Linked DNA regions of Homo sapiens: region 2 is linked to region 1. Evidence: read pairs that join two places in POLR2A ChIA-PET (ENCODE). Cell type or tissue: GM12878. All regions are shown on one strand. Links, peaks and the distances in the headings refer to the core of each region. The heading gives the core; the rest is flanking DNA.

Region 1 (16,758 bases), core at 4,683-9,682:
GCTAATGAATGGAATCCACTGAAAAAGGAATACAAATCTTCACAATCCATAAAAGTTAGAAACAATCTGAATTGATTACACCTTTATATCCCTCTCCTCCTGAAACTCTGTGGCAACACCTCCTAGCTCCTTGCTGCACTAAATCATTATCTCCTAAAATTTCAATGTAAGTTCAAGCCTAAGGGATACAACAGTTCCTCTTATTTATTCATCCATACAAAATAACAGTGTTTATATATAGTGGTACATGTGAGGATTAGAGTGAACACACAAACCCTTCTGTTATATTTATTGCCTTAATCACAAAAATAGATTTGTCAGGGAATGAAGCCAATAAAGTTCTTACTTCAACACATGCAAAGCAAAACCTGATTTATCCTCCTCAAAGGTGGCACAAAGCTGGAAACTCATTGAATTCTGCTACCATGAAAGCAAATTTTAAAATACAGGGTTGACAACAGAAACCAGAGATCCAAGGTGAGCAAACCAACTATCATTAGGCAGAGAAGAGCAGATCGTGTCTGGTAACAAAGACACCGAACGATTCAGAGTGAAGTCGAGATCTGGGTCCCTGATCCACCCAACATTCACACTCTCAGCAAGAGTCACTCACAAAGCCCAAACCTAAACAGATATTTTTCAAAGGGGAAGTCAAAGTGTTTAATGACAAAGTTCTAAAATGCTTTCTATTGTGCAGGCATCACAGCCTGACATCTTAGTTGCTGTCATCTTGCTTTGCCTGGCTCAACAGAAAAGGTGGGTGAAGAAGGCCAAGCTGATGGCAGCTGAGATAGGGGGAGAAATACAGTGTAGGCTACAGTGGCACTTCAAGGACAGAATGATGCACAATTCCCAGCAGAAAAGCCATCAGTAACTGACTTTAGCAGACCAATCTGGAGAGTATATAAATCTACAGAGATGAAACCACTTAATGAATACCAGATCCTTGAGCAAATCTAAACACCTCATCGTGGCCTATACGATCCAGCCCCTGCCTACTGACCCCTCCAACCTCATGTCATACCACCATGCTCTTATTCACAGAGCTCTAACTACCCTGGCCTTCTGTCTGTTCCTAAACACACCAAGTATGCTCACACCCAATACCGACTGAACACCTATGAGATGCCATGCACCCTTCTGGGCACTGGGATAAAGAAGTGAACGAGACTGACAAGATCCCTGCTTTCATTCCGACGGCAAATAACACACAGATACATCAGTAAAAATGTCAGATTACAGAAGTGCCATGAAGAAATCAAACAGAGGTATATGACAAAACCTAAGAGGACCAACTTAGGTAGGCCAGGAAGGCCTCTCTAGGGAAGAGACCTGTGAGCTGAGCCCATTAATCAAACAGTGCAGTCCAGAAGTCTACAGCCTAGAGGCAGACAACAAATCACACCCTCATACACCTAGGCAATAATAAGTTGTATCTTCAACCACAAGCATCAGCAATGCCTGCCTGAGACCGCTTTAAAATGAAGCCCAGGCTGGGTGCAGTGGCTCATGCCTGTAATCCCAGCACTTTGGAAGGCCGAGGTGGGTGGATCACCTGAGGTCAGGAGTTCGAGAGCAGCCTGACCAACATGGAGAAACCCTGTCTCTACTAAAAATACAAAAATTAGCTGGGCGTGGTGCCACGTGCCTGTAGTCCCAGCTACTCGGGAGGCTGAGGCAGGAGAATCGCCTGAACCCGGGAGGCGGAGGTTGCCATGAGCTGACGTTGCACCACTGCACTCTAGCCTGGGTGACAGATTGAGACATCACCTCAAAAAAAAAAAAAAAAAAAAAAAAGCCCAATGCATTGTATTCCAAAGGAGTTCACTTCCTTTTCCATGGGAATTCTGAAGTCTGTGTCAACAGCTGCTAAGTACAACTGGAAGCTGTGCAATCGTTGCCACCATGTGGTTACCCGCACAATGATGCGAACACCCTGTGGCTTCTGGCTGCTCCTCCTGCCCATCTCTGCAGCCTCAACCCATTTAGGAAGCAGCTCCTCCCAAAAACATGTCACTAATAGATCCCACTGCTCAGTCTTCCATACAGAAGGCCATCTTCCAGAAATTTACATCAAGGAGAAAGCCACACCACAATCCTGTTGCTATGTACCAGCATTTAGCTGGATTATATAAAGAGCTAAGTAATCATTAAGTAAGGGTGGGAAACAAGACAAACAACAAAAGAAAAAGTCACCCTTTAAAAAGACCCTTTGGGCTTGGTAAACTTGTGGGGAGAGGAAGAAACACAGTTCAGGGAGTCCTGCTACTCTGCGAAAAGTCAGGATTCAAATAGTTCATTATAAAAATGACCAAAAAAAAAAATCACTCATACTTGTACTCACCAAAAAAAGTCTCTTCTCTATTTGGCAATGGAAAATAAAAATTGGTACTTAAAAACAAACAGTGAGTGGCTTCAAGAAATGAGTTAATAAATCCTACACGTTACTTTCCCATAACGCCCCGGTGCAGCTACATGTTCTTCAGACTTCTGACGCACTGAAGAGAGGATGCCTACAGCCACGAACCTTGGTGATCAGCAGAATGCACACGTGGCATTTTCAGACATGCAGACAGATGCCACTCCCGCCAGGAACACAGTGCTGCAAGGCTATGAGACCTGTACCAAGGCTATGACACATGTACTTATATACCTGTACACACATGTCCACACACAAACGTCTACCCGGATGCATACCCCTTAAACATATATACACCCACATATGATTCCCACACACAGAAGAAAACTTACGCAATAAAATGCTTCTATCTTCGTTAAGACAGAATCATGTAATGACATTAGCTAATGTCAGTTTGGTCTTTAGGTTAGACCTATTTTTATATTTATTTATTTATTTATTTATTTATTTATTTATTTATTTATTTTTGAGATGGAGCTTCGCTCTTGTTGCCCAGGCTGGAGTGCAATGGCGCAATCTTGGCTCACACAACCTCCGCCTCCCGGGTTCAAGCGATTCTCCTGCCTCAGCCTCCTGAGTAGCTAGGATTACAATCATGTGCCACCATGCCTAGCTAATTTTTTGTATTTTTAGTAGAGACAGGGTTTCTCCATGTTGGTCAAGCTGGTCTCAAACTCCCGACCTCAGGTGATCCGCCCACCTTGGCCTCCCAAAGTGCTGGGATTATAGGCATGAGCCACCACACCCAGCCGATTAGGCCTATTTTTAAATAGCTTACCCTTTACTCTTTCTTTCAGTGCTATCGTTAGGGGGAAAAAAAGATACATGTTTTCTCTTTTATTTTCTGATAAATGAAAGTATTTACTGTGGAATAACTGATACAAAGCACAAAGAAAATAAAAATCACCAGTGATTCTACCATCCAGAAATAACTAAATGTTATTCAATGTTTTAAGGTATACGTGTCACATTCCATGTTTTTTTCAGACACACACACACTCATATTTCAAATCAAGTTGGAATCATACTGCAGACACCTAGTTTTATAACTTGTTTTTTACTGCATTACTATGAACTTTTCAAGTACCATTCATTGTCTCACTCAACATTGTTATGGTGGCACAGTGTTTCACTGTATGGGTATTCGATAATTTAGAAATCTCCCGTTATTGGACAGTCAGATTGTTTCCAATATTTTATTGTTTCCACTAATATTGCAGTGAATCTCTATGTACACAAATATGTGCATATATCTTTCTTTCCCTAGAATAAATTCATAGAAATAGAATTTCTGGATGAAAGGGCATACTTTTTTTGTTTTGTTTTGTTTTTTTGAGACAGGTTCTCACTCTCTCGCCCAGACTGGAGTGCAGTGGTGTGATCTCGGCTCACTGCAACCTCAGCCTCCCAGGCTCAAGCGATTCTCCTGCCTCTGTCTCCCAGGTAGCTGGGATTACAGGTGCGTGCCACTACCTGCAGGGTAATTTTTGTATTTTTAGTAGAGATGGGGTTTCACCATGTTGGTCAGGCTGGTCTCAAACTCCTGACCTCAAATGATCCACCTGCTTCGGCTTCCCAGAGTGCTGGGATTACAGGCGTGAGTCACTGTGCCTAGCCAGCATAAATATTTTTAATAGATATTACCAAACTGTCACCCATGAGATCTATGTCAATTTACATTCCCACCTAGAAAATTTTAATATGCCCATTTCCCTAGGACCTTTATTTTTCCTTTTGGTGCTTTCACTAGCACCAAAATAAGGTATTGCTATTTTGAAAGCTTTTATCTTAAGTTTCATTTCTCTCTTTTTTTTTTTCTCTAGGTCTATCCATGTTGTAACAAATAGCAGGATCTCCTTTTCTAAGGTTGAATAATATTCCATTGTGTGTATATATATATATTTTTATTATACTTTAAGTTCTGGGATACACGTGCAGAATGTGCTGGTTACATAGGTATACATGTGCCATGGTCGTTTGCTGCACCCATCAACCCGTCATCTACATTAGGTATTTCTCCCAAGGTTATCCTCCTCTTCCCCCTACCCCCTGTTAGGTCCCGGTGTATGCTGTGCCCCTCCCTGTGCCCATATGTTCTCACTGTTCAACTCCCACTTACGAGTGAGAACATGCAGTGTTTGGTTTTCTGTTCCTTCTCTTAGTTTGCTGAGAATGGTTTCCAGCTTCATCCATGTCCCTGCAAAGGACATGAACTTATTCTTTTTTATGGCTTCATAGTATTCCATGGTGTATATGTGCCACATTTTTTTTTTTATCCAGTCTAACATTCATGGGCATTTGGGTTGGTTCCAAGTCTTTGCTATTGTGAACAGTGCTGCAATAAACATACGTGTGCATGTGTCTTTACAGTAGAATGATTTATAATCCTTTGGGTATATACCCAGTAATGGGATTGCTGGGTCAGATGGTATTTCTAGCTCTGGATCCTTGAAGAATTGCCACACTGTCTTCCACAATGGTTGAACTAATTTACACTCCCACCAACAGTGTAAAATCGTTCCTATTTCTCCACATCCTCTCCAGCATCTGTTGTTTCCTGACTTTTAAAAGTTTCATTTCTTTGAAGAGTAATGATATTGAACTTTTTCCCATGTCTACTGATCCAGTGACTTTTAAGGTCCCAGGCACAATTAGTCTGCAGCAAAGCAAATCAAAAGAACAGGTAAAGAAGACGACATACCAGGCAAGGATGGCACCTTAGTTCTACATTTTAAAAATTTAATAAAGCTCTACACCTATTAAGGTATCCTTGTGTTTATAATCCATATATCTTTCACAAATTTTCATGGGGAAGAAAAATAGTTGGGAGATGTCAGATCCCCCCTGTGAAGCTGGGCAGACTCCACCAGACTCCACCATGGCACTTGGGAGGCATTATATAAACGTTTGTGGCTACCACAGAGACCAAAAATGGATTGTGCTGCCTCTTCCCTGGTCTATTTCATAGAGGCACTGGGATGCTGTAAGGACAAAGCAAGCAAGGGAGGTGAAAAAAGTACTGAAAATTATCAAGGGCTGTACAAAGCACAATGATAAGGAGAAGGAGGAGGAGAACTAATTTAAACAGAAGTTTCAAAGAGGCAGGATTGGAGTATATGCAGAGAACGTTATTAGTGAAGAATGCTTTGGTAAGAAAGCAAGCTTTCTCCTCTGGTATTTCATGAGCTGTGCAATGAAAGAGTCTCTGTCTCCCTAGAGCCCGGATGGGCGACGCAACAGGCACAGGGGTGTAACCAGGCCACAAAGTCCCAAACGCCAACTTTTAATTGTGTGACCGGCATGGGTCCAGCAGTGATTAGCAGAACCAAGCACTGTTGCTCAAGCTTTATGAGGATCAGCATTCTGAGTTAGGGGAGGAAAAAGATTGCCTCTGATAAGAACTTGTTCTAGGAGAGTCAAACAAGCACCCCTTTTCTGCATGTTTGGGGCCGACACTGAGGTCTTTAATGAAGGGAAACCTCTGAAAGAAATGGAGGTGGCATTTCTAGGAAGACCTGCCAGGGGAGACTCACACTCTGGTACTTGCTAGTGGAACAGACTGAAGTTTATCAGGAGGGAGCCCCAGGCCTGGAAGGCAGGAAGTGAAGAGAAGAGGGAGGGATATCTGGGCTGGAGCAGAGCAGTCTCCCCAGCCAGGCGCGCACTGTACGGGTTCTCTGTGAGATGTAGAGAGGGTCCCTTACTCACGGTCCTGCTGTCTATATCACTCAGAAACAAAACCACCACCAACCTACCCAGTTCCACTTACCACATAGTTTTGAATCATGGAAAAGGCTAGTAATTACTACAAAAAAAACATGCTGCAGGCTCCTGGGGCTCCTGGCTATTGTTTCATGTTCTCCAGACTCCAGTTCTATCAGCGCCACCACAGCCCCTAAGGAAAATAGAACCTGTTGCCATAGTAGCTGCTTCCCCCTTTTTAAGGAAGGCACACTCTAAGCCATTATGGAAGAAAAAAAAAAAAAAAGCTTTTATGTCATATGACGAACTTTCCCTTCTCCAGCTTCTCTCCCTATCTTGTCCAGTTAAATTTTGTGTAGAACATGCAGCAGAAATTGAAATGTCGACATTTCCATTAAGCAATGACAAAAAAATTAATCCAGTTCCCAGAGAGAGGGAGGTAGGAAGCAATTGTTCAAGGCAACAGTGTGTGTGTCTGTTTCAGGGAAATTAAAAAAAAAAAAGAAGGGAAAAGTAATTAAAGAAAGATATTACCTGAAGAGCATTATATCTGACAAACACCAAAGCACTGCCTGGTTGGATGTTAAGGAAAGGAGAGGGAAAAAAATCAGAAATGGTGACACCTGATGAGAAGGAGTCACCCCCAAAGAGCTAAGAAAACAATCACCTTTTGTTAATAAAAACCAAAGGAAAGAGTGAGGACTGTATGAAGGCCCAGGAAAGACACATTTAAGGCCCACTCCCTGAGCAGAAATAGAAGGTGTATGGGGCCACAACCCTACATCAAGAGACCTGTTGGTCCCCAGCACTGAAAGTGAAACAAAAAATTATGAGAAAGAGAAATGACACACTCGAACCAGAGTAATTTTCTGTTTTGCCCTCATCTCTAAAAATGCATCCTTCCTGCCAGACTCATTCTCATTCCTTCCTAACTCTCTTGCAATGATCCAAGAGAGAGGTGTTCTGGCATATGACGCATTCTCAGTGATGCTTCTCAAGTGAAGAATGGCTTCAGAACTCTTTGGTTTTTTGTTTGTTTGTTTGTTTTTTGAGATAGAGTCTTGCTTTGTTGCCCAGGCTGGAGTGTAGTGACACAATGTTTGTTCACTGCAACCTCCGCCTCCCAGGTTCAAGCCATTCTCCTGCTTCAGCCTCCCAGGTAGCTGAGATTACAGGCACACGTCACCACACTCAGCTAGTTTTTCAATTTTTTTAGTAGAGACAGGGTTTCGCCATGTTGGCCAGGCTGGTCGCGAACTCTTGACCTTAAGTGATCCTCCCGCATTGGCCTCCCAAAGAGCTGGGATTACAGGCATGAGCCACCGTGCATGGCCTCTATTTGAGTCCAGAAAATGGAGATACATGTACCCATTCATACTAGAAAGGAGAAGCAAAGGAGCACCTTATGAAAATCAAGTGCATGCCTAAGGTAAACAGACTTCATTTCCTGCCCACAAAGCCAGCAGAGTCCCTAAGGAGACTGCCAAGCAGTGACTACCTGGGTTTTATGTCCAAAACCTAAAACTGGAAGAAAGGAAGCTACGCTTCCCAAATTCACACCATGGGAGGTGATTAAGCTGAAAATCAGAGGTGATACCGTAAGTACAAGAAACAATGTCCAGTTGTAAATCCCACATCTACGGGATGTTGGTGTAAAACTACTTTCACAGCAGAGAAGAAAGTCTGCATCATTTAACTTGCTAGTGTTACCAGGATTTATGGTGCCAAGGATAAGGCTAGTGACTGGATGTTCCTTCGCTATTTCCCACACAATGTAGGCCATGGCTGTTTGGCTCTTATTTATTATTCAAGGGTTGTTCTTTATGGATTTTCCCTTTGTGTATACAAGAAGTATTCTGCAGCTTCTCTAGGATGAGTATTTGTGTGGACTTATTTACCTTTATTTTTCTTTTCAGAAGTGGCTGTGATACTGAACCTGATATTTCACGTCTCTCAATTTTAGAAAATTCTCAGCCATTCTCTTCAAATATGACCTCTTCCCATTTGCTCTAGTCTCACCTGGAGCTCCCATAGCCATATTTTGGACCTTCTCATACTGCCTTTCATGTATCTTCAAGTGTTTTCTATTTCATTATTTCCCTGGACTGCATTCTGGCAAATTGTCTGAAGTTATTTTCCTGTTTGCTCAGTCTTGCATCTACTTTGGTTAGTCTGATATTTATTGCATCAGCTATGTTTTTAATTTCAACAATATTTAAAAATTTCTGTACCTTCTAGTTGGTTCTTTCAAATATGCCTGTTCTTTTGGTTTTAATCCCTTATTATTGTTTTTATTTTTGAAACATAACTATTTTATGGTCTCAATGGAATTTTTCTATTATGATTTTATTCTTGAAGTTCTTGGGTTTTGATATTCCCCCACATTGCTTCCCGCTATTGCCACCACTCTAGCTAATGGTGGGTTACTTCCTTGTGTGTTTATAATTTTGGACTTATCAGCAGAGGAACTTCACTTATGGAAATCCTAAATAACACAGGTTAAGTGCACACAGAGTGAGTATACAAGAGGTATCACTGAGTGACACTGCGAAAATGAATTTGAATGTGGTTACAAATTTCCTTACAGATGCCAGGCTGAGATAGAAAAATAAATTCCCTATTGAATCCCTGTGCTAGAAAGTAGATTTTTTATCTCGTCCATCCTTTCAATGATGGTGAGGCCTGTCAAGGATCCCTGATTAAGGTAGGGTCTCAGTTCCAACTTCTTCCACCCCACAAGTGGTCCCCATGTCTCACCCTCATTCTCACATGGTTTTGAAATCCAAGTTAACCAACACTGGCAATTCTATATTCCTCTACCTGTGCCCCCCACCTGCCCAGGGCAGCTATGTTGTCAGCTTAGGTCCTTACTTTCTGGGAATATAATTTTTTAGGGATATGTAAGTTTTGCTTAACTTACGCTATTTACTATGAATGAAGACTCAGCTTCTGCAAAGATAGATATCAAACTAAGTTAAAATTGGTATGTTTGCAAATTATTTTTGTCTGGTAGAGATGCAAATAACTTCTGTCCAGCAGAAAAGATAATCTCAAAAGTTGAGGTTTTATTGCCCTACAGAACATTAACCAGTTTTAAATCAAACTTTGTGACCTTTTTTCAGCATTGTGTCTTTCATTGGACATATAAACAAGCCTCTGCTGTCCTCTTTTGAAGCCACTTTCTATTTCTACTGGTAGCCTCATAGACCTTTGACGTGTTTATTCTATACTATACTTTCACAAAGTCATGTTTAAAAAATATTTTTAAAGTTATACTTTAACACTAACCCTATTTATTGAATGTTCATCAAGTTTAAGGCAATGTGTTAATTTCTTAATATGTGTTATACTATTAAATTCATTTTCTATGAGGGAGAAGTTATTACTCCAATTTGAAAGATGAAAAAACTGAGGCTCGGAGGAATTGAATACTTAGCAAGGTTGTCACCTAGCTAAGAAAGAACAGATCCATGATTCAAGTCCAATCTTCATGTTTTTTTCTCTTTGCAATATTATGGGCTGAATATTGTTTTCCTATCATGTCTACCCACTGTTGATAATATTATAAAGAATTGGTCTTTCTCTTTTCTAGATAAAATAATTCAGCTAATGTAGATTAAAATTACACTAGCTTTTGAGGGTAGATTGATCAATCTGTTGTTTCATGCTGACCTTACTGTCAATTAAACTTCCCATACTAATTATTCCCAAGAACTGGTTTTAAGTCAAACTTGAATTCACCATTAAGAGTAACATACTTGTACAAAATATAACAAAATTTAATTTAAAAATTAAAAAAATCACCTACGTTATTGTTAAAATGACATTGCGGAATTGTATGCTTAGAAGGAATTGGCTTTTTAAAATACCATTTAACAGTTATGCTATCCAATGTAAATATTAAAGAAGAATACATGGTCTGAACCCTAACATTAGAACTTATGGTCAAATATGTCAAGCACAGCTGTAGAACAAGAATTTAAAGGAGGCTTAAAATGAGAATTCTAAGCTTGAAACTCCAAATTATTTAATTAGGTTCTCAAGTAGAACAAAATTGAGGCAGCGCTATTATAAAGGAAGAGTTCTTCTGTATAGTAAAAACTGTATGGAATTCTGAGAAGATTCCAAGGCAGAACTACAACTTTTTAAAAATTGGAATTCTACAAATAATTCATTAAAAAAACCTCCAGACTTTTACAACCAATACAAAATATGTCCCACTGAACGTTGTCACCAAATGAAATATGTCAGAGACATCTGAATTAAAAAATCTTAGACATCAGTAGGTTGCGTGGGGTAATTTTCTTTTTTTTTTTTTTTTGAGTTGGAGTCTCGTTCTGTCACCCAGGCTGGCATGCAGTGGCGCAATCTTGGCTCACTGCAAGCTCCGCCTCCCAGGTTCATGCCATTCTCCTGCCTCAGCCTCCCGAGTAGCTGGGACTAAAGGTGCCTGCCACCACATCCAGCTAATTTTTTTTGTATTTTTAGTAGAGACGGGGTTTCACCGTGTTAGCCAGGGTGGTCTCAATCTCTTGACCTCATGATCCACCCGCCTCGACCTCCCAAAGTGCTGGGATTACAGGCGTGAGCCACCGCGCCCGGCCATTGCATAAGGCAATTTTCACATTAGCTCTGCTTCAACAGAATTTGTCAAATTCTCAGGAAGGTAAATGACGACTTCTATAGAATTAGGTAAAGTTACCTGAATGTACTCACAGGGAATTTCCCTCTGATTTGTACTTTACAGTCAGATATGCTCTTTTTTTTTTTTTTTTTTTTTTTCTTTTTTTTGAGACGGAGTCTCTCTCTGTTGCCCAGGCTGGAGTGCAGAGTACAGTGGTACAATCTCGGCTCACTGCAACCTCCACGTCCCAGGTTCAAGCGGTCCTCCTGCCTCAGCCGCCTCCCCTGCCCCACCCCAGATTACAGGCACGCACCACCATGCCCAGCTAATTTTTGTATTTTTAGTAGAGACGGGGTTTCGCCATGTCGGCCAGGCTGGTCTCAAACTCCTGACCTTAAAAGATCCTCCCGCATTGGTCTCCCAAAGAGCTGTGATTACACGCATGAGCCACCGCGCATGGTCTGTATTTGAGTCCAGAAAATGGAGATACATGTGATCCATCTGCCTTGGCCTCCCAAAGTGCTGGGATTACAGGCGTGAGCCACCGCACCCGGCCCAGACATGCTTCTTTTAAGAGGTGGCTAGAATGAGGATATTATGTTCTCTAGGCCATACAAAGCTATTTTGTGATTTTTATTTTCTTTAGGACAGTGGTTCTCTGTTGGTCCATTAACTACGGGGAGGTTTCCAACACCCTTCAGGGGTTCCATGAGATGCAAAAAAAAGATAAGTTGAACTGTGATGCTTCGCATGAATCTAGACAGTGGTACCAAGTTATACCAATAGTCATTGTATTCTTCACTGCTACACACTCACAGATTAAAAAAAAAAAAAGCCTAGCTTTACTTGATAAATGAGCAAAATTATTAATTTTATTTAATCCTGACCCTTTAGCACACCTTTTATATAATAACGAAGGAGGAAAGGTGCATAAAGCACCTCTGCTGCATACTGAAGTTGACTTGAGGGAAAGCAGTTGTGCGACTGAGTTGCAAGCTGAACCTCTTTTTTCATGAAACACCATGTAAACGTAAAAGAATAACTGACAGACAAAATATGGTTACTGACACTTGGGTATTTGGCAGACACTTTCTCAGAAATGAACCAAGTGAGTGTCTACTTTAAGGAAAACAGTAATATTTGTTGCAATGATAAAATTTATGCTTTCAAGAAAACGTCATAATTTTAGAAAATCTGGATCTGCACCACGAGCATGACAACTTCCCAATATTTAATGACTTTTTAAAATAAGTGGTGATATTAACAAATGTAATTTTTTGATGTTATATGATGTAATATGTTTGCATTGGAAGATCTGCATAACGCAGTTTACTAATATTTTCTAAATGAGCAATGTAGGCTAAGAAAAAATCATGCATAAGTAAAAGATCCACTCAAAGTACAAGGTAGGTCAATAGATCTTAATGTAACTGCATGTGAACAATTCACTAACATGATTTTATTTTTTCACATTGTAATAATTTTTTTAAAAAATTACCACTTGTTGAATGTTGGTAGAGTTTTAAAAAAAGAATATCCAAAATTATCTGAAAAGGCTACTAAAAATATTTCTTCCTTTTCCGACTATATGCATATGCTAGGACTGATTTTTGTATGACAATAGATTGAGTGAAGAAGAAGATATGAGGCCTGGAGCAGTGGCTCATGCCTATAATCCCAGCACTTTGGGAGGCTGAGGCAGGTGGATCACCTGAGGTCAGGAGTTTGAGACAGCCTGGCCAACATGGTGAAACCCCATCTCTACCAAAAATACAAAAATTAGCTGGGCATGGTGGCGGGTGCCTGTAATCCCTGCTACCCAGGAGGCTGAGGCATGACAACTGCTTGAACCCAGCTGGGAGGTGGAGGTTGCAGTGAGCCAAGATTGCAGCACAACACTCCAGCCTGAGAAAAAAAGAAGATATGATTTATCCAGTCATCTTCCATTAAGTCAGACATTAAGGAGATTTACAAAAATGTAAAATGTCATTTAATAAATTCATAAATAAAGCTTTAAAATTGTTTTAGTTTTAATTTCCAATACTGTAAAACATAAACAGATAGAATCCACATAGACAAAGGCTGTTGAAGTCCTTAATAAATTTTAAGAGCGTAAAGAGGTGCTGAGACAAAAAGGTTTAGAACTGCTGAGTTAAGAATATAGTATCTTGAACAGGGTTTCATTTGGGAGTGATGAAAATGTTTTGACTTAGAGGGAATGGTTGCATAATACTGTCAATGTACTAAATCCCATTGAATTGTATACTTTAAAATGGCTAATTTATGTTAAGTGAATTTCACCTCAATAAAAAAATTGTATGTGACTGTGTATATATGTTTTTATACATATATATTATATAGTAATATATAATGAATATATGAATATATCTAAAATGAATGTATATATGTAAGAATATATTATCTTAGAACCCATAAGTCAAAAGTCCAGGTGATATGGTACAATTTCCTTTCACAGAATTAAAACCAAGAGACATGAGTCTATTTATTGTTAGATATAAATTCTAAATTTCTTTTCAAATAATCAGTATGTCAGTATGTTCAATTCTTTGCCTTCTACTTTTAAACTTAACTTCCTCTTAAAGCAACCTTTTTTGATTACCTACTCCACCCTGACTCATTCCGATTACCTGCTCCACCCCGACTCATTCCCATTACCTGCTCCACCCTGACTCATTCTGATTACCTGCTCTGTCATAGCCATTTTCCCCCCAAACCACTCACCCCATCACTCTCTTTAAATTAGCCAATTGGAATTAGTTTAGCCTGTGCTGTCTAACCCTAGCCAATAGGGGAATGACATAGCAGCAGGGGCCACACGTGTCAGGGATAAGAAGGCTTTCCCCTCCCTTGTCCAAGTGTGTGCTCACCATTGTTCCATCTGTAAGGGCACATCCTTCTATACAGAGGTACCATGCCTTGCTGAGAATTAAAAAGAAAATTTTATATTCAAGTGCTATTCCTTTTGTGGCACTGAAACTTTACATATAACAATTAGGGGCTGCTCTGGGATTACGTTCCCCTCTGGGGGCGGTCTCTGGTTCTCTTTCGTGAGGAGGTGCACCCCACCCCCTTGTGGCAGCCTCAGGGGTGAGAAATCAAGACCCACCCAGTGCGAGGAATAACCTGAGCTCTCAGCAACGCGAGGGAAAAAAGAAACTGACCAGCAACCTAGCTTAAAGGATCCTCACATACTGTGGCAACGACTCTGTGCACAGACCAAGGAAGGAGATGCCACGGGAGGCAGTAAGGTATTTCCTTGGTGGTCCGGACTAAGGAAAAAGACACCACGCAGCAAAGCATTCCTTGGTTAGGACATACTAAGGAGAAAGAAACCGCAGGGGCGGTAAAGCATTCCTTAGTCGGGATTAGGGAAAGAAAGCCGCGGGGGCGGGGGAGTGGTGGTGAAGTATTCCTTAGTCGGGATGTCTTGGAGGTTAAAAAGAGGTGAGAAGTCCCCATGAGGAGGTGGGAGCTGAATCTCAAAAACAGGGGAGAAATCCCCATGGGGGGGCGTTGAACTTCAACAAGAGGTGAGAAATCCCCATGGGGTGCGTTGAACCTCAAAAAGAGGCGAGTAATCCCCATGAAGTGGGAGTTGAACCTCTAAAAGAGGTGAGAAATCCCCATGGTGTGGGGTTGAACCTCACAAAAATCTCTGGTAGTAAGAAAAATATTCAGAACCCCCCTTTCCTTTCTTCTCAGAGGAAGAAAGAGTAGCTCCACTCCCGCTGGTCCCTCCCCTAGGGGAAGGGGAAGGAGAGGGGAGAACAGTAGCATAAGTGGTTGGCAGAGGCAGGGAAAGACTAGCAGAGAGGAGAAAGGGGGAAAGAGAGAGAGAGAGGAAAGAAAGAGAGAAAGAGGCAGAGAGAGAGAGGAGGAGACAAAGATGGAGTCAAAGACAGAGAGAAAGAGTGAGGCAGAGAGAGAGAAAGAGAGACACAAAGAGGGAGTCAAAGAGAGAAAGAGACAGAAAGTCAAAGAGAGAAAGAAAGAGAGAGAGATAGAAATAGTAAAGAGAAAACAGTGTACCCTATTCCTTTAAAATCCAGGGTAAATTTAAAACCTATAATTGATAATTGAAGGTCTTCTCCTGACCCTATAACACTCCAATACCACCTTGTTGTCAGTGTAAACAAGGCCCGAAAGCACTGAGGCCACTGACAACCAGTAGCCTTCCTATCAAAAATCTTTAACCTAGTAACCCGCAGATGGCCCAAATGCATTCAACCTGTAGCGGCAACTGCTTTGCTAACAGAAGAAAGCAGAAAGTCTAAAAAGACTTTTAGAGGAAACCTCATTGTGAGCACACCTCATCAGATCAGAACTACCCTAAGTCCAAAAAAAAAAAAAGCAAAAAGGTAGCTTAGTGACTCAAGAACCTTAACATATAAAGCTATTCTGTTAGAAAAAGATGATTTAACATTAACCACTAAAAATTCCCTTAACCCAGCAGGTTTCCTAACAGGGGATCTAAATCTTAATTACCATACAAAGGTCCGAGCAGACCTAGGAGGAACTCCCTTCAGGACAGGACGATAGATGGTTCCTCCCCGGTGATTGAGGGAAAAAGACACAGTGGGTATTCAGTAAGTGATAAGGAAACTCTTGAAGAAGCAGAGTTAGGAAAATTGCCTAATAATTGGTCTGCTCAGACGTGGGAGCTGTTTGCACTCAGTCAAGCCTTAAAGTGCTTACTGAATCAGGAAAGAGCCATCTATACCAATTCTAAGTTAATATGGACTGAACGAGGTCTTATTAATAGCAAAGAATAATTGAAATCCCAAACTTAAAAGGTTTTCAACAAAAGTAAAGTTTGCTAAAAGTTAACAGTGTAACATGTATTATCCTAACTTCTAATCTTGTGGCCTTAGACAGTCTAGTCCACCTACGTGAAGGAAGTTCACTTTGGAAAAGCATGGTTATCATTTTTGAGAAAAAAAAAGGTGGGGGGGGGAGAATTTATGTAAAAAGGAATGTTATATGGTGAATTCTTATCCTAAAATAAATTAACTGGTTGTTTAAAGAACGGGATGTGGCCGGGTGCAGTGGCTCACGCCTGTAATCCCAGCACTTTGGGAGGCCGAGGTGGGCGGATCACGAGGTCAGGAGATCGAGACCATCCTGGCTAACATGGTGAAACCCTGTCTCTACTAAAAATACAATAAAATTAGCCAGGCATGGTAGCGGGTGCCTGTAGTCCCAGCTGCTCAGGAGGCCGAGGCAGGAGAATGGCGTGAACCTGGGAGGCGGAGCTTGCAGTGAGCCGAGATCGTGCCACTGCACTCCAGCCTGGGCGAGAGGGAGACTCCATCTCAAAAAAAAAAAAACAAAAAAAAAAACAAAGGGATGTTTGCAACAAGTCAGAAAGTTGAGGCATGTCGAAGAATTGTCTGTAAAAGTCATGAAAAAAAGTTATAAAAGGGAATTTATGCAAGAAATATTGTATAATTTAAAAGTAATTAGGCCTCCTGAATGTAAAACTATTGAAGAAACAGTTTATGTGCAAGGTGTATAAGGAAAGTAAAATAAAACTTTGGTAAAAGGATTATAAGGAGGCATAAGAATGTGGATTTCTACCTACATTAAAAGGTTAAAAATATATATTTTGTTTTAAAGGTTTAAGCAAGTTTTGAAACATTCATTGTAAAGGAAATTCCGTGTGTAAACATATTGGCTAAAGTTAAAGTGGTATCCAGTTTTTCCGTGAACTGGATATTAAAATAAAAGCACAACAGGTCTTTCTTAAAGCACTAACCTGCTCTTTAACAAAAATTATAAAAGGTTAAAAAGAGTCTATAAAAATCTTACCTTATGGTCAGATGTTAAAATTGGATAACTATGTCAACAAGGTTTAATTAAAATTGAGTTTAACATTAATAACACATTAATATAAAGGTGAAATTTAGTTTATCTGGTATAAAAGTCATACAGGAAGCACTGTCAAATATAAAATGGTGTTTGGCTTTCTTTGGTCTAGAAACTAATAAAAATA
Region 2 (5,000 bases), core at 1-5,000, 250 kb before region 1:
AAATTGTGAGAAACAGAAAAGTAAAAGAAGCAGCAGCAGAAATATCACTATAGGATCAAAAGATTGCAGGAACCAAAACTCCAAAATTATTGGGCATAATGTACTAAAAACAGGGCAGTGGAGGAAAGGGACAGTCCAGACTAGCTCTGAGGGTCCAAAGAAAGTATTAAATATTGTTACTGGAGTGATTTGCTCTGCTATTTGGGCTTGGGAATTAAGTGAAATTGTTGATATACTAGACAGATACTTCCCACCCATTTTTCTCTTGATAATCAGGGTTCATTTTTTCTATTTTCTATTTCTCTGGATGCTCCATTTCTTAATATTAATATTAATATTAAGCTCTCAGTCTTTATGCTAAAAATTGGTTATTTAAAACAATTTAAATCAACTTCAGTCTAATTGGCTTAAGTTCAAATCCATTTTAAGATCGATATTGTGTCCTTTAAAAATTTTATTTAAAAGATATTTAAACTGATGAGAGGATACTACCCATTCCACTGATAAACTATTACTGTAAGTTTGTCTATTGAGGGCTAGTTATTTGGTTTAAAAATGCTGAGATTATGGAAAGTGGATTGGAATATTTTGGAGCAATATTAAAAACAGTATCTGTAACAATTTAATAAACTTATAAATTCCTCTTTCTCTGTTGATCTATCTTGAAAAGACACTCTATGTCTCTAGGCATTCCTTCTCTGTGGTGTGATTGGTAGACAGGGAGTAAACAACTTACTGTAAATGGGCACCATGCCAGTTGGCTTCAGGCAGCATCAAGCTTGTGACTCACAGTCAGGGTTAGGAAAATGCCTTTTAACTTGTTTGTCTCTGCCTCTTTTAAACATTAAAGGCACAACTGTACTAATTATTAAGTATTTCATAAGGTCTTTTAGGGCTTATAAGATCTTTTAGGAATGGCCTGGAAGTTATTAGTACTGTTTCATTGAATCTGAATACCTTTAACATGATAATGAGAAGTTTTTAAAGGGTGGTTTTATAGTTAAACGGAATTTCTCAAATTGGCTTGCTCCTTATGTTGATTTATTTAGGATCACATTTGGGAGTTTCTCTGCCCTACTTTCAATGTATTTAATTTACTGACCATCACTATTTGGGGGGAAAATGTTATATGATATTTAGAAACCAAGAGTTTTGGAGTTTTTCCCCCATTAGATGTATTTATTTATTTATTTATTATTTTTTAAAGACAGGGTCTTGCTCTGTCACCCAGGCTGGAGCACAGTGGCATGATCCTAGCTCACTGTATTCTTGAACTCCTGGGCTCAGACTGTCCTCCCACCTCAGCCCAAGTGGCTAAGTATCAAGTAAGAATCACCTGGCAAATTCCAAGGCTGTATACCAGATTTCCTAAATTAGAATTTTGGGGTTGGGTATCTGAATTTTAGTAAAGCCCTCCAAATGTTTCTGGTATTGCTTCTAAGAACAATTGATAACATAATAGCTGTGGCCATTATAGGGGTATTCTGTCATATTTAGATATAAGCATACCTTGTTTTATTGTACTTCCCAAATATTGCGTGTTTATTTTGTTTTGTTTCACTTACAAATTGAAGGTTTGTGGCAACCCTATATTAAGCGAGTCTGTCAGTGCCATTTTTCCAACAGCTTGTGCTCATTTTGTGTCTCTGTGTCACATTTTGGTAATTCTCTCAATATATCAAACTTTTTCATCATTTTTGTATCTGTTACGACCAGTGATCAGTGATCTTTGATTTTTTCTTTTTTTTTTTTTTTTTGAGACGGACTTTTGCTCTGTCACCCAGGCTGGAGTGCAGTGGTTCAATCTTGGCTCACAGCAACCTCTGCCTCCCAGGTTCAAGCAATCCTCCTGCCTCAGCCTCCCCAGTAGCCGGGCCTACAGGCGTGTGCCACCACGCCTGGCTAATTTTTGTATTTTTAGTAGAGATGGGGATTCCCCATGTTGGCCAGGCTGGTCTCGAACTCCTGACCTCAGGTGATCCGCTCACCTTGGCCTCCCAAAGTGCTGGGATTACCGTGCCAGCCTGATGTTACTATTTTAATTGTTTTCAGGCACCATAAACCTCACCTGTATAAGGCACCGTACTTAATTGATAAATATTGCGCATGATCTGACTGCTCTTCCAACTGGCCATTCCCTGTCTGTCTCCCTCTTCCTGGGACTCTCAAATCCCTGAGAGACAATAATATTAAAATTAAGCTAATTAATAACCCTACAGTGGCCTCTAAGTGTTGAAGTGAAAGAGTTGCATGTCTCTCACTTTAAATAAAAAGCTAGAAGTGGCTAAACTTAGTGAGGAAGGCACATCAAAAGCCAAGACAGGCCAAAAGCAAGGACTCTTGTACTAAACAGCTAAATTGTGAATGCAAAGGAAAAGCTCTTGAAGGAAATAACTAGTGCTACTCCAGCAAACATGTGAATGATCAGAAAGTGAAACAGCCTTCTTGCTGATACGAAGAAAGTTTTAGTGGTCTGGACAGAAGATCAAACCATTCACAACATTCCTTTAAGCCAAAGCTTAACTCTCTTCAATTCTATGAAGGCTGTGAGAGGTGAGAAAGCTGCAGAAGAAAAATTGGAAGCTAGCAGAGGTCGGTTGATGAGGTTTAGGGAAAGAAGCCAGCGCTGTAACATAAAAGTGTAAGGTGAAGCAGCAAGTGCTGATACAGAAACTGCAGCAAGTTATGTAGAAGATCTAGCTAAGATTACTAAATAATAGATTTTCCATGTAGATGAAAAAGCCTTTTGTTGGAAGAAGATGCCATCTAGGACTTTCATAGCTAGAAAGGAGTCAATGTCTGGCTTCAGAGGACAGGCTGACATTCTTGTTAGGGGCTAATGTAGTTGGTGACTTTAAGTTGAAGCCAGGTCTCATTTACCACTCCAAAAATCCGAAGACCCTTAAGACTTATGCTTAATCTACTCTGCTTGTACTCTAGAAATGAAACAACAAAGCCTGGATGACAGCACATCTGTTTATAGTATGCTTCACTGAATATTTTAAGGCCACTGTAAAGACCTGTTCAACTGCTCAGAAAAAAATGATTACTTTCAAAATATTGCTGTTCATTGACAGTGCACCTGGGCTCACCCAAGAGCTCTAATGGAATTGTACAACAAGATGGATGTTGTTCTCATGCCTGCCAACACATCATCCATTTGTAGCCCATGAATCAGGGAGTGATTTCAAGTTTCAAATCAGTACATTTTGTAAGGCTATAGCTGCTATAGACAGTGATTGCTCTGGTGGACCTGGGCAAAGTAAATCAAAAACCTTCTGAAAAGGATTGGCCATTCTAGATGCTATTAAGAATTTGTGATTCGCAGGAGGAGGTCAAAGGATCAACATTAGTAGCAGTTTGAAAGAAGTTGATTCCAACAGTTATAGATGAATTTGAGGGGTTCAACACTTCAGTTTAGGAAGTCACTGCAGATGTGGTAGAAACAGCAAGAGAACTAGAATTAGAAGTGGAGCCCGAAAATGTGACGGAATTGCTGCAATCTCATGAGAAAACGTGAATGGATGAGGAGTTGCTTCTTATGGACAAATGAGCAAATAAATTTTTTTCTTGAGATGGAATCTACTCCTGGTGAAGATTCTGTGAACCTTGTTGAAATAACAACAAAGGATTTAGAGTATTACATAAACTTAATTGGTAAAGCAGCAGCATGGTTTGAGTGGATTCATTCCAGTTTTGAAAGAGTTTCTACTGTGGGTAAAATGCTATCAAACAGCATCTCGTGCTACAAAGAAATCTTTTATGAAAAGAAAAGTGAAACTTCATTGTTGTCTACTTTAAGAAATTGCCACAGCCACCCCACCTTCAGCAACCACCTCTCTGATCAGTCAGCAGGCATCAACACTGAAGCAAGACCCTCCACAAGGAAAAAGATTACAACTCACTGAAAGTTCAAATGATTGTTAGCATTTTTAAGCAATATTTTAAGATTAAGGTAAATACATTTTTAAAGACACAATGCTATTGCACACTTAATAGACTACAGTATAGTATAAATATAACTTTTATATGTAGTGGGAAACCAAAAAATTCGTCTGACTTGCTTTGTTGCAATATTCACTTTATTGTGGTCTAGAACCGAACCTGAAATATCTCAGAGGTATGCCTGTATTAATATTATTTTGCAAGTAAAAAACCCAGCATATAAAAAAAACGTAGAATATGTTGAGAGTTCAGTAATATGGATGAAAATGTTTTTCTCTAACTGAAGAACATGATAAATTATAATTAGGGAAGGATATAAACCAAGAAAATATGTCTGAGATAGCCAATTCTTGCAGTTCATAATATGAAAACTCATTATACCAATCTCAGTAAGAATACTTTTAATAGCTGTTATTTCTTTGGGATATAGAATTTATAAAGTACACAGTAATCTTCTTATGATCAATCCTAGGATCACTTTACAACCACTTACCCCATATTACAATGTAGTACCAAGACAAGCAGACCAAATTATAGAAGGACAAAGTTTTTGCTAAGCATATTTTGTCATCAGCATACCGCATTGTGTGTGCATGCATGTGTGTGTTTGTGCATGTGTGTGATTGTATAAAATATTAGAAAGCCACCCCAGAAAAGTTAAATGACTAGGAATGTTGTGAAGGGATTAAGCTACCCCTAAAATTATATAACAAAACTCTCTTCATCTATTATTAGGTCATCTTTAGAACATCTTCTCTTAAATTTGTTATAGGTCTCTCTCATCTGTTTGGATTAAAATTGGTCTGAAAGCCTAAAATGGCTTTTTACCTATATAATTATTTCCCAACTAGCTTGTAGTATAGGTGCAAAGCTATCACACTTGCTAGGTTAGTGAAGTATGTAAAAACTACCATCTTTCAATTAGGAACCATCGGATAGCTTCTACAGGATTGCTGGGGAGAACCTTTATAAAGAAAGTTATATCTTTATAAATTTTTTGTCATTTTACTTAGCTGAGAATATAAAATAAGTTAGCTAATAATAGAGTAGAAATG

The links. Peaks named below come from ENCODE experiments on the same cell type or tissue, not always from the same donor. Only the 100,000 strongest peaks of a DNase experiment are listed, where the experiment ranks them.
Region 2: POLR2A ChIA-PET joins it to region 1 with 5 read pairs; 3 of 35 experiments call an interaction of 5 or more read pairs at or near these places.

The regions. Positions count from the first base shown.
Region 1 is chr5:143,091,506-143,108,263 of GRCh38, reverse strand. The region is part of intron 17 of ARHGAP26 (Rho GTPase activating protein 26); the gene reads right to left. Among named protein-coding and RNA genes, the nearest start is that of ARHGAP26-IT1, 93 kb to the left of the region's middle. RefSeq lists enhancers at 13,422-14,182, 14,183-14,944. In GM12878, for the core only: no CTCF peak of the experiment used is centred there; a DNase peak (open chromatin) is centred at 6,989; H3K27ac peaks cover 1,880 bases.
Region 2 is chr5:143,351,680-143,356,679 of GRCh38, reverse strand. The region is part of intron 2 of NR3C1 (nuclear receptor subfamily 3 group C member 1); the gene reads left to right. Among named protein-coding and RNA genes, the nearest start is that of NR3C1, 50 kb to the left of the region's middle. RefSeq lists enhancers at 2,503-2,582, 3,793-3,862. In GM12878, for the core only: no CTCF peak of the experiment used is centred there; a DNase peak (open chromatin) is centred at 2,395; H3K4me3 peaks cover 2,151 bases; H3K27ac peaks cover 1,754 bases.